2 separate regions of the Homo sapiens genome follow, and region 1 is linked to region 2. The links are chromatin loops, found by intact Hi-C in ENCODE. Cell type or tissue: mammary epithelial cell. All regions are shown on one strand. Links, peaks and the distances in the headings refer to the core of each region. The heading gives the core; the rest is flanking DNA. Region 1 overlaps PAMR1 (peptidase domain containing associated with muscle regeneration 1). Region 2 has its middle 34 kb from the start of FJX1.

Region 1 (4,397 bases), core at 313-4,312, 69 kb after region 2:
TGGTCTGGCTTTTTGCCTCCCAGGGGGTTAACTGCCTGCTTCTCAATGGTGTTCAGCCTCCCTTTTGGGCAAGCCTGGTCCTGTGGCCAATGCACTGGTAGAACAGAATGGGTAAGTATCTCAAGCCCTCGTGGAAATGAGATACAAATTGCAGTCAACAAAAATATTCACTAATGGACCCAATGGATTCCTCTTTCTGTACAATAGAGACTCTGAAAAGTCACAGCAAGAGAAGATTCTAACATCGGTCTTTGTCACAAATAGCCTTTACACTTGGAATCACACATGCTCCCATGTCCATATTCATGTATTTATTTAGTAATCCTTATCAAGCCCCTATCGGGTGCCAGGCATGGTTATAGGTGTTGGCAATATCAAGATGAACAGGACAAAGTCCTTTTTCTGAAGGCACTTGCAATCTACTGAGAGAACTGATGGTTCAGCTTGGCATTTCCCAAAATGGGTTTCAGGAAATGCTAATCCTGGGAGATATTCAGCAAAAGTAAACAGAATCCAGGATGTTATGATGAAATAAGTCTGGGGGATTTGGAGATTATAGACTCTGCAGAGTCCTGCAGTAAAGAAAGCTATAATTCATTTTTTATAATGAAATATTTCACAAAGTTGTTTGACCACAGAGCCTCTTTTTGTCTTTTTACCTTATACCATCCAGTGGAATTAGTGCTTCATGGAATACAGTTTGGAAAACTCTGACCTCTTGCCCATAAGGCATAAAACATGGAAGAATATCTCACCATTACAGAGGAAAGGGTAGGAAGGGACTTTGAAAGTCTAAGAATCATGGGCTTCTCTTCAGACTTTTGCTGAGGTATGAGTAGGAAGTCTGATGTCCTCATCACTTAACGTTTGCTGAGATGTTGAAAGGGCCATGAGATGATGGCACATCCATGTTCCTATGAGAAAGGTTCTTGCCAGCACTAATCAATTTGGGCTATGGAGAAAACTCATTTCCTGTATTCCAGGTGCTTGTAGTAATGTGAGTGGTCTTGGATCATTTGGCAAACTGAGCTGTGAATCTCATTTGTTAGCACGCCTGATGATGTGGCAGTCTGGGGGAGTGAGAAGAGCTGTGACTTGACTTCTCAGCTAGATGTATCATGTCAGATACAATTATCGTCAGTCTACAGAGAATATTTGAGCATCCTTCTAATCCCTGGGACATTAAGTCTAGGGTCTAATCACTCCCTTCTCCCACCTCTTTTTTCCCCTTCCCCCCTCTCACAGAGGCTTCTCTAATCCCTTGCGATTATTTGTTTGAGCTGCCCCCTGCATTGTCACTGTTTCTACCTGACTGATATTTCATTAGATCATCATCGACTACCAAACATTTGACTATAATGTAAAGTAAGAATTGTGGTCCAATTTGTGGTCAAAATTCTCTTGTGTTTGTCAGTTCTGGTAGAGCCCAGTCACTGTGACCTTGATTTGCACAACCTGAAAGTGGTCTGTCTGTTTACACTGGGGCTGTATCCCATAGAGACAGCACATGGGTTTGCGCTGTTCATTGACCCCTTGTTTGTTGTTTGTGGGACCTACTTTATTCCTGCCTTCGCTAAATATTGTTCTTGTTGTCATGCAACACGGTTTTTCCCTTGGCCCTAGCATTGTGTGCCTTCTCTCTCTGCCCGGACTTGTTTCAGACAGGATGACTGCAGTGACAATGGATGAGGAATGAAATCAGCTGCTCCTTTAAAGGACATCTTGCCTAAGTGGATTTTGGGAAACTATGATCTTTTCAGCCCCCACTGAATATATACCGAATTCATCTTTGATACAGATTTCTTAGAATGGATGTAAGTTTACATGTGCATGCACACAGCATAATAAAAGTAGGCATATGAGGTGCATATTTGTGTGTGTATATGTAAGTATGTGCACATGCATGGGGTATAAAGTATTGTGGTTTGAAACACTGATCAGGGTTTGAATCCTCGCTCTGTCGTTTATGGCTGGTTTTATTTAGCAAGTTACTTCCCCTCGCTGATGTGGCCCTATCACCTTCCAATCTGCAGACTGAGGATAATTGTGTCTATATCATAGGTTGACTGCAGGTATTAAATGAGATAATCCATTTAACATACTTAGCATAGTTCCCTGGCAAAATGGGAATACTTGAGAAATTAAAGTTGTCATATACTCCTCCCCTTCCTTCTTGTACTGTTCTCACTAACACAAGTTTCACAAGGAATTGAGAAGGAATGATACTGGGTGTTTTCGTCTATAGTTTGACGAAACTTACATGATCCTCTTGAGGCTCCCTTTTTCAGGCCAAAGTCCCATTCTATTCATCTGTGACTCTGTCAGAGAGAGAAAAAAAAAGAGAATCCCAAAAGACTTGGCATACATCTGTCTGTTGACACTTGCTCTCTCTCCTTGGTTTTAACATGCATCCACCTTCCAGCCTTAGGAGAAATGCCTTTCACATGCCATGGCTTCATTTCTCTGTGTTTGAAATAGGGCTGGTGGCAGGTTCTTGTAGGCATGTGAGGGATAATGTCTTATAGAACAGGTGGTTCTGGGCTAATGATGCTCCACCCCAAACACTGAGGCCCCCTTAAAAGTCTGCAGATGAGACGTTGCTCATGGCCATCCACCTGTTGTGATTCAAGCTTAGAGCCAGCCAGGAATCCTCAGGCAAAAAGAAGTTTCCCTTGATCGTGTTCTAGCTTGCAGAGCTGGGGGAGGTAACTATAATAAGGACTAGCCTGCCTGAAGTTGCTGTCAGCTCAGGGCTTCGGGACCCATTGGACATACCATTACAAATGCATCACCCTGGCTCAACATATTTCTACACTTGACATCTGTTGTTGGCCAGCTGCCTTTGGTGGACAGAAAATCTGGCTTCTGCTTCACATAGGGGAATCTGGATAGGAGGACAGTAACAGTAATTCTGGAAGCTTTTGGCAAAGAGGTAGACAGTGGCAGATCAAGACCCCTGATGTAGTCCTAATGCACTCTGACTCAGAAAGAAGATTTTAAAGTGTGCAAGCCTGGGAACAGGTGGGATAGTTTGTAGAATTCTTGGGTCTTGGGAAAACGAGATTGGATTTTTAGGGTATAGCTTATATTTCATTGTTTTTAATGTCGTCATTCTAGTGCTTTGATTGATATAATATTTGTTGAATTGTATAGCCAAGTTTTATTTATTTCTTTTTGAGACTGGATCTTGGTCTGTCACCCAGGTTGAAGTGCAGTGGCACAATCATGGTTTGCTGCAGTCTTGACCTGCTGGGCTCGAGTGATCCTCCCACCTCAGCTTCCTGAGTAGCTGGGACCACAGTTGTGTACCACCATGCCCAGCTAATTTTTAAATTTTTTGTAGAAACCAGGGGGTGTGGTGCGGGGGTGGGTTTGCTATGTTGCCCAGGCTGGTCTCAAACTCCTGACCTCAAGCCATTCCCCACCACGGCCTCCCAAAGCTCTAGGATTACAGGCATGAGCCATCACACCTGGCCGCCAAATATTTTTAGATGCATTATTCAATTATTTTATTCAGTAACCAATGCTAATAAAAATAAGACCTATTCAGCTCATATTCCAACATTTGAAATAACCCAGAAGCAGCTGTCCTTCAAGGATTTCCAGCACCACAGTTGTTGAGGATAATGGCAACTGGGGGCACCTTCAAGCTCCTAGAGTTTGGGTTTTGTTCCCTTTGGGTATGGATGTAGAATTTCTGTTTTTAAAGTAAAGCAGCAGGGGGCAAGATAAATGGAAGAGGGATTAGAGAAAAGGGACTAGGAAATGTAAAAGCAAGTGGGTGGAGCCCACAATGCCATGATATAAACCTGAACAGACTGCTTGAAAAGGCCATGTATGTGTGGGCCCCTGGAGGAGACATTACATCTCGCCTCCTTCGTTCCCTTGCCATCTGTGTCTTTTTCTGTTCTGCAGAGAATAATGGTAATGTCTGACAAATATGCATTTTTTTCTTCAAAAACCCTTTATGCTCATTGTGTTTTTTCAACTGCAGTGACATCAACAATCTCATCCCTGTGCCTCCATCCTCTCGAGGCTGTAGGGAAATGCCGTGGCAAGGTTTCTTGTCCGTGGTTGTCCAGCAGCATAAAGGAGGGGCAGATTCCATGGATGTGGGTTCAGAGTATAGCCCAGAAGATCAGAATCCCTTTCAAGGCCACTAAGAAGTCAGGATTATTATCTTTCATCTTTAGACAAGTGGGAAAGGAGAACCAGTGCAAAGTACAGCTTTACATGGACTGGAGGGAAGGTGCCTTTTTGGTAACGCATTCTCCTGGATATAGTAAAAGCAGCATCACCAAACTGTGATTTTCAAAGGAATATGCTTATTTGAGAGGCAGAGACTTTGCTCCCACCTCCAGAGATTCTGAGGGAAGATGTCTGGACTGTGGTCCAGG
Region 2 (4,397 bases), core at 142-4,141:
CATTGCCTGAAACTGGAGATCATTCACAATTCAGTTCATGGTCCAAGAAACAAAAATAATATTTAATGAGCAAAATCTTCTTTGTCTAATTATGGTAAATGTCAAGGTTGAATCCAAGTGCTTTGCTTAAGGTCAAATGCTCAGTGCTATCGAAAAGCATTTAAACCAAAGCTGATGGGCTATTAAAGCCCAGGCTAGTTAAAATAAGGCACAGTTCTTTAGTGATTTATTTCCTCCTATTGGAAGCAGTAATGTTGAAGTTGGAACAGTCCACAGCAGCTTGTGCTTTGCTCTTCTCCGCTGCTCTCTATAGACAGGCGAGGGATTCTCTGATGAAATCAATGCTCCAAGTCTCCTAAAGAGTTACTTTCAAGGACCAGGAATTTCATTTCCATTTGGTCAGTTATTTTAAGGTATTGGCCTCTTTCTGATTTAATTGGTCTGAGGTGAGACCTGGGCATTGGTATTTTTTTGGAGGCTCCCAAGTGAAGTGTTTCTAATATGTACTGGGATTGAGAACAACTGAGCTAAATGCTTGATTTAGTTAATTAAAATAAAATGCTGAAAGCTGATGCCTTTGGGTCCTGAACTCTTCTCCATATTGCTCTGCCCTTACTCATAGTTTTCATTCAAACCAAATATATATTCTTCTCTCCTGCCTCTTATTTTTGGAACCCAGAGCTGTCTCCCAGGAGGTGGCTTGCATTGTTAAGCTCCAGAAAGGGCAAAGTAACAGTTCCATACTCCCTTTGCATTTGGTAGTGAATAGGATGGAAACTATCCCCCAAATATCTGTTAGCCCCATGTCAAATGGATTGGTGAAGACCAGTTTTGAAGGTTCAAGAGAGAGATGAGAATTCACACTACGGGACAGGCCACTTCAGAAAGTCTGAAAAGAATGGGACAGCAAAGCTTTCCTGAGCAATGAAGAAATCTTTCTCCCATTATTTATGCACACTGCTTCACTGTTCCTTCTTTCTTTCTTGTCATACAATAGAAATAATGATCTTGGTACCAGACCCTGTGTTGTGCGAGGACAATTAATCACCCACCTAGTCATTTATTTCCTCATACTCTTCCCCACCAGGACCATTATCCTGTAGGTAAACAGAGGTGCCAGTAAATCACGGACAGAACACAGGTCAGTGGGAGAATGGTTGATTAAGCGTCTCTATAACTTAAAGTTATGTAGTACCTCTCATCCCAAAGGATCTCCAAGCACCAGATAGACTGATGTACGCACTGCTGCAGAACCCCTCTATTTGTCACTTTCTACACCTTTGCGTTAGGGGGCTGGAATGTTTATTGCCCTTTTCAGGCAGTTACCCTAGAAACTGCAGTCATGGGTAAGACAAGAGGAAAAGGAAGGAACTTTTCACTTTCCTGTCCTTTCAAGCAACAGAAATCAACTAGCAATCAGAGAGTAACCTACCCATCCTCTTGGGCAAAATTTCTTTGGTTCATGAAATGCTGCAAATATTACACAATTCCATGTTTCTTCTTTTTCTAAAGAGGGCAGCAACTGAGTAGGCATTGAGGTTGAGTGGTGAGTGTGGACAAGATCTAAAACAAGTATTTCCAGGGTAAAAATATTTAGGGTCTACTAGAATCATAGTCTAGGGGGAAATCACTGTTTGAAAATCTTCATGTTAACTCTGCCCCTTAATCTTTAGTAATAAATGGAGCCTTTTGAAAGAAAAAAGCAATTTCCACTTTTCCTCCCAGTGTTTACTTAAATTGTTTAATTATAATGCTACTTTCAAATTTATCCTTATGGCTCTGATATATATATAAAACCAAAAACAAGTTAAATTATATAATTCAATACAAGTTAAATTCAAACAAAACTACAAAGCCAATTTAACAACCTTAATTTAATGGGAAGGATGATGTTGTTTTGCTGAAACCAAATTACCTTTCAAATGAAAACATGATATTGACTGCTGCCTCATTAATTCTTTTAAATTTGGCATGTCTATGCTACTGGGTGCCATGTGATGACCCATTTTTCCACAATTTCTCTTTATTTGAACTACTATGGAAACTGCCTTTGTAAAGTATACGTATACTATCAACTTATTTGGCCTTAATTTGTGTTAACCCAACATGTCTTTGCAAAGCTTACATCTGTGCCACTGGAATAAACAAGGCCACTGGATTCCTGTGGTATGATTTGATCATGAGTCATTAGAATTATGCAGAAGATAGTAAAACTCAATTTTAAGACTATGATCAAAACGAAGACCTCCAATTAAAAAGATCCTCGTAAAAAATTTTAAGACTCCCCTTAGGGGGGCCTGTGGGAGCCATGGACCTCACATTAAAACATACATACCCAAAGACATTAGGTTTAGGTCAGTAGTAGGTTTGAAGTTGGAATCAAAGCAAAATTCTGGGCAAAAAAAAGAAGCCAAATAAAATTAAATGATTACATGACAATACAATTCATTACTCAATAGAATAATAGACTTGAGTATGGAATCTTGTTATAGGCATGTCCGAGACTGCTATATGTCCAACTGTGTCTGTTCTCTCCTTTTCTCTTTTAGTAAGAAAATTCTCCCCTACTCCATAGGTGCTTTCAGGCATCATGGCTAATCAGCTAGAGGCCACATTTCCCAGTCTCCCTTGAAGCTTGTTGTGGCCATGTGATCAGCTTCTTGTGAATGGGAGCTTGAGTGTAAGTCTTTCACATCTACTCTCTTTTCCTCTTCTCTCTGGCTGGTACTTGGATGTGGCACTGCTGAATCAGCATCAGCCATGCAGCACCACCCTAAAAAGATCTAGAGGAAGAAAATAAAAGAAACCTGGGTCCCAGGATATCCTGGCAGAGCAGAGCTGCCAACCTCTCCTCCTTACCACTATTCTGTTGCATTAGAGAGACATAAACCTCTTTGCTGTTTAAGCCACTATATTTTGAGGTCTCTTTGTTACAGCCTCTGAATCTCTACTTTAGCTGATAGGGGCAGTGGTAGTATAAGATCCTGTTCCACTCATTCAACAAAATAGATTATGTGCTTATTGTATGGCAGGTGCCAGAGAAGAAGACATTTATTTGAGATTGCCCATTTAGTTAATGGTGAGCTGGGGCAAAAATACAGGTCTTCTGACTTCCAGCCCAACACTCTTAGAACTTCATGCTTCCTTCTCATCTAGCTGTGTGGCTAATGCTTCAACTATTGCAATTAATTAGGGGAGGGCTGAGTGTTCCCAGAACTGAGTGTGACCTGGTAGGCTTTACTCTCACATGGCTTCTTAGACCCTTGTTTGTTTGGGGTTTTATTTCCTGAAAGGAAAAAATAATGATAGTCCAAGACAAATTAGAGGAGTTACTAATACAGAAGAAATGTTTATTCATCACTGCAGGACCAACCCTGTCCCCTGTGTATAGAGGGATGTACAGAGCAGCTTACAGTATTGGAGGGATTGGGCTTGCCAGCAATAACATTGGTAGGGAAAGGCAGAGGCTGGAGTATGTAGTCTAAGCCAATGTTCATGCCAGGGGAGAAAACAAACTGGAGTCAGGTTAGGTCGACCTGTCTTAATGTTCCAAAATAGAGTTTGTGGGACAAGAAAAGAAAGTAGCTGAAAACATGATTGGACATACAAGTAATAGATTTTCTTCCTCCACCCTCTAAAAGTAATTCTTTATTGGATCATCTTGTTTTATTTTCCTTAGGGTATTATAATGATCAGATATTTTCTTCTTTTTTTTTGTTCACACTTTTATTGTCTATTTTACCTAAAACAAGATATTTCCATGGCTGTGTAACTTACCACTGATTCTCTAGTGACTAGAAGAATTAGACTCTTAAAAGTATTGTTAGGCTGGGCGTGGTTGCTCATGCCTGTAATCCCAGCACTTTGGGAGGCCAAGGCGGGCAGATCATGAGGTCAGGAGTTCAAGACCAGCCTGGCCAATATGGTGAAACCCCATCTCTACTTAAAATACAAAAAATTAGCTGGGTGTGGCGCCTGAAGTCCCAGCTACTGAAGAGGCTGAGGCAGGAGAATCGTTTGAACCCAGGAGGTGGAGGTTGCAGAGAGCCAAGATCACGCCACTGTACTCTGGCCTGGGCGACAGAGTGAGACTCTGTCTAAAAAAATAAGTATTGTTGGGTGAATAAAAGAAGAAATGAACAAGCGAATGAATAGGAAATGTGACAACACAGAAAATGACCTACATAAATCAGGAAACATAGCACAGTTCTGCTTCTTTGGTGACAATGTAAAGATCATATATTGTCAATATAGACAAAGAAATACTATGCTGTTACCTCTTAGAGGGGGAGCTATCACTCTGCAATACTCTTTTGCCCCCTGACCCACTGCTGCCAGAATTTTCATTGTCTTATGCCTCTATGCTGGCCATAGTATGCTCCTTGCAAACCTCTACT

Evidence for each region. A loop is a pair of places that touch in the nucleus more often than their neighbours do. Peaks named below come from ENCODE experiments on the same cell type or tissue, not always from the same donor. Only the 100,000 strongest peaks of a DNase experiment are listed, where the experiment ranks them.
Region 1: a loop joins it to region 2, with 2.7 times the contacts of the local background. A loop is called at or near these places in 4 of 110 quality-filtered maps.

Annotation. Positions count from the first base shown.
Region 1 is chr11:35,513,784-35,518,180 of GRCh38, reverse strand. The region is part of intron 1 of PAMR1 (peptidase domain containing associated with muscle regeneration 1); the gene reads left to right. Among named protein-coding and RNA genes, the nearest start is that of PAMR1, 9.6 kb to the left of the region's middle. In mammary epithelial cell, for the core only: no CTCF peak of the experiment used is centred there; DNase peaks (open chromatin) are centred at 1,590 and 2,720.
Region 2 is chr11:35,582,282-35,586,678 of GRCh38, reverse strand. No RefSeq gene overlaps it. Among named protein-coding and RNA genes, the nearest start is that of FJX1, 34 kb to the left of the region's middle. In mammary epithelial cell, for the core only: no CTCF peak of the experiment used is centred there; a DNase peak (open chromatin) is centred at 2,158; H3K27ac peaks cover 1,531 bases.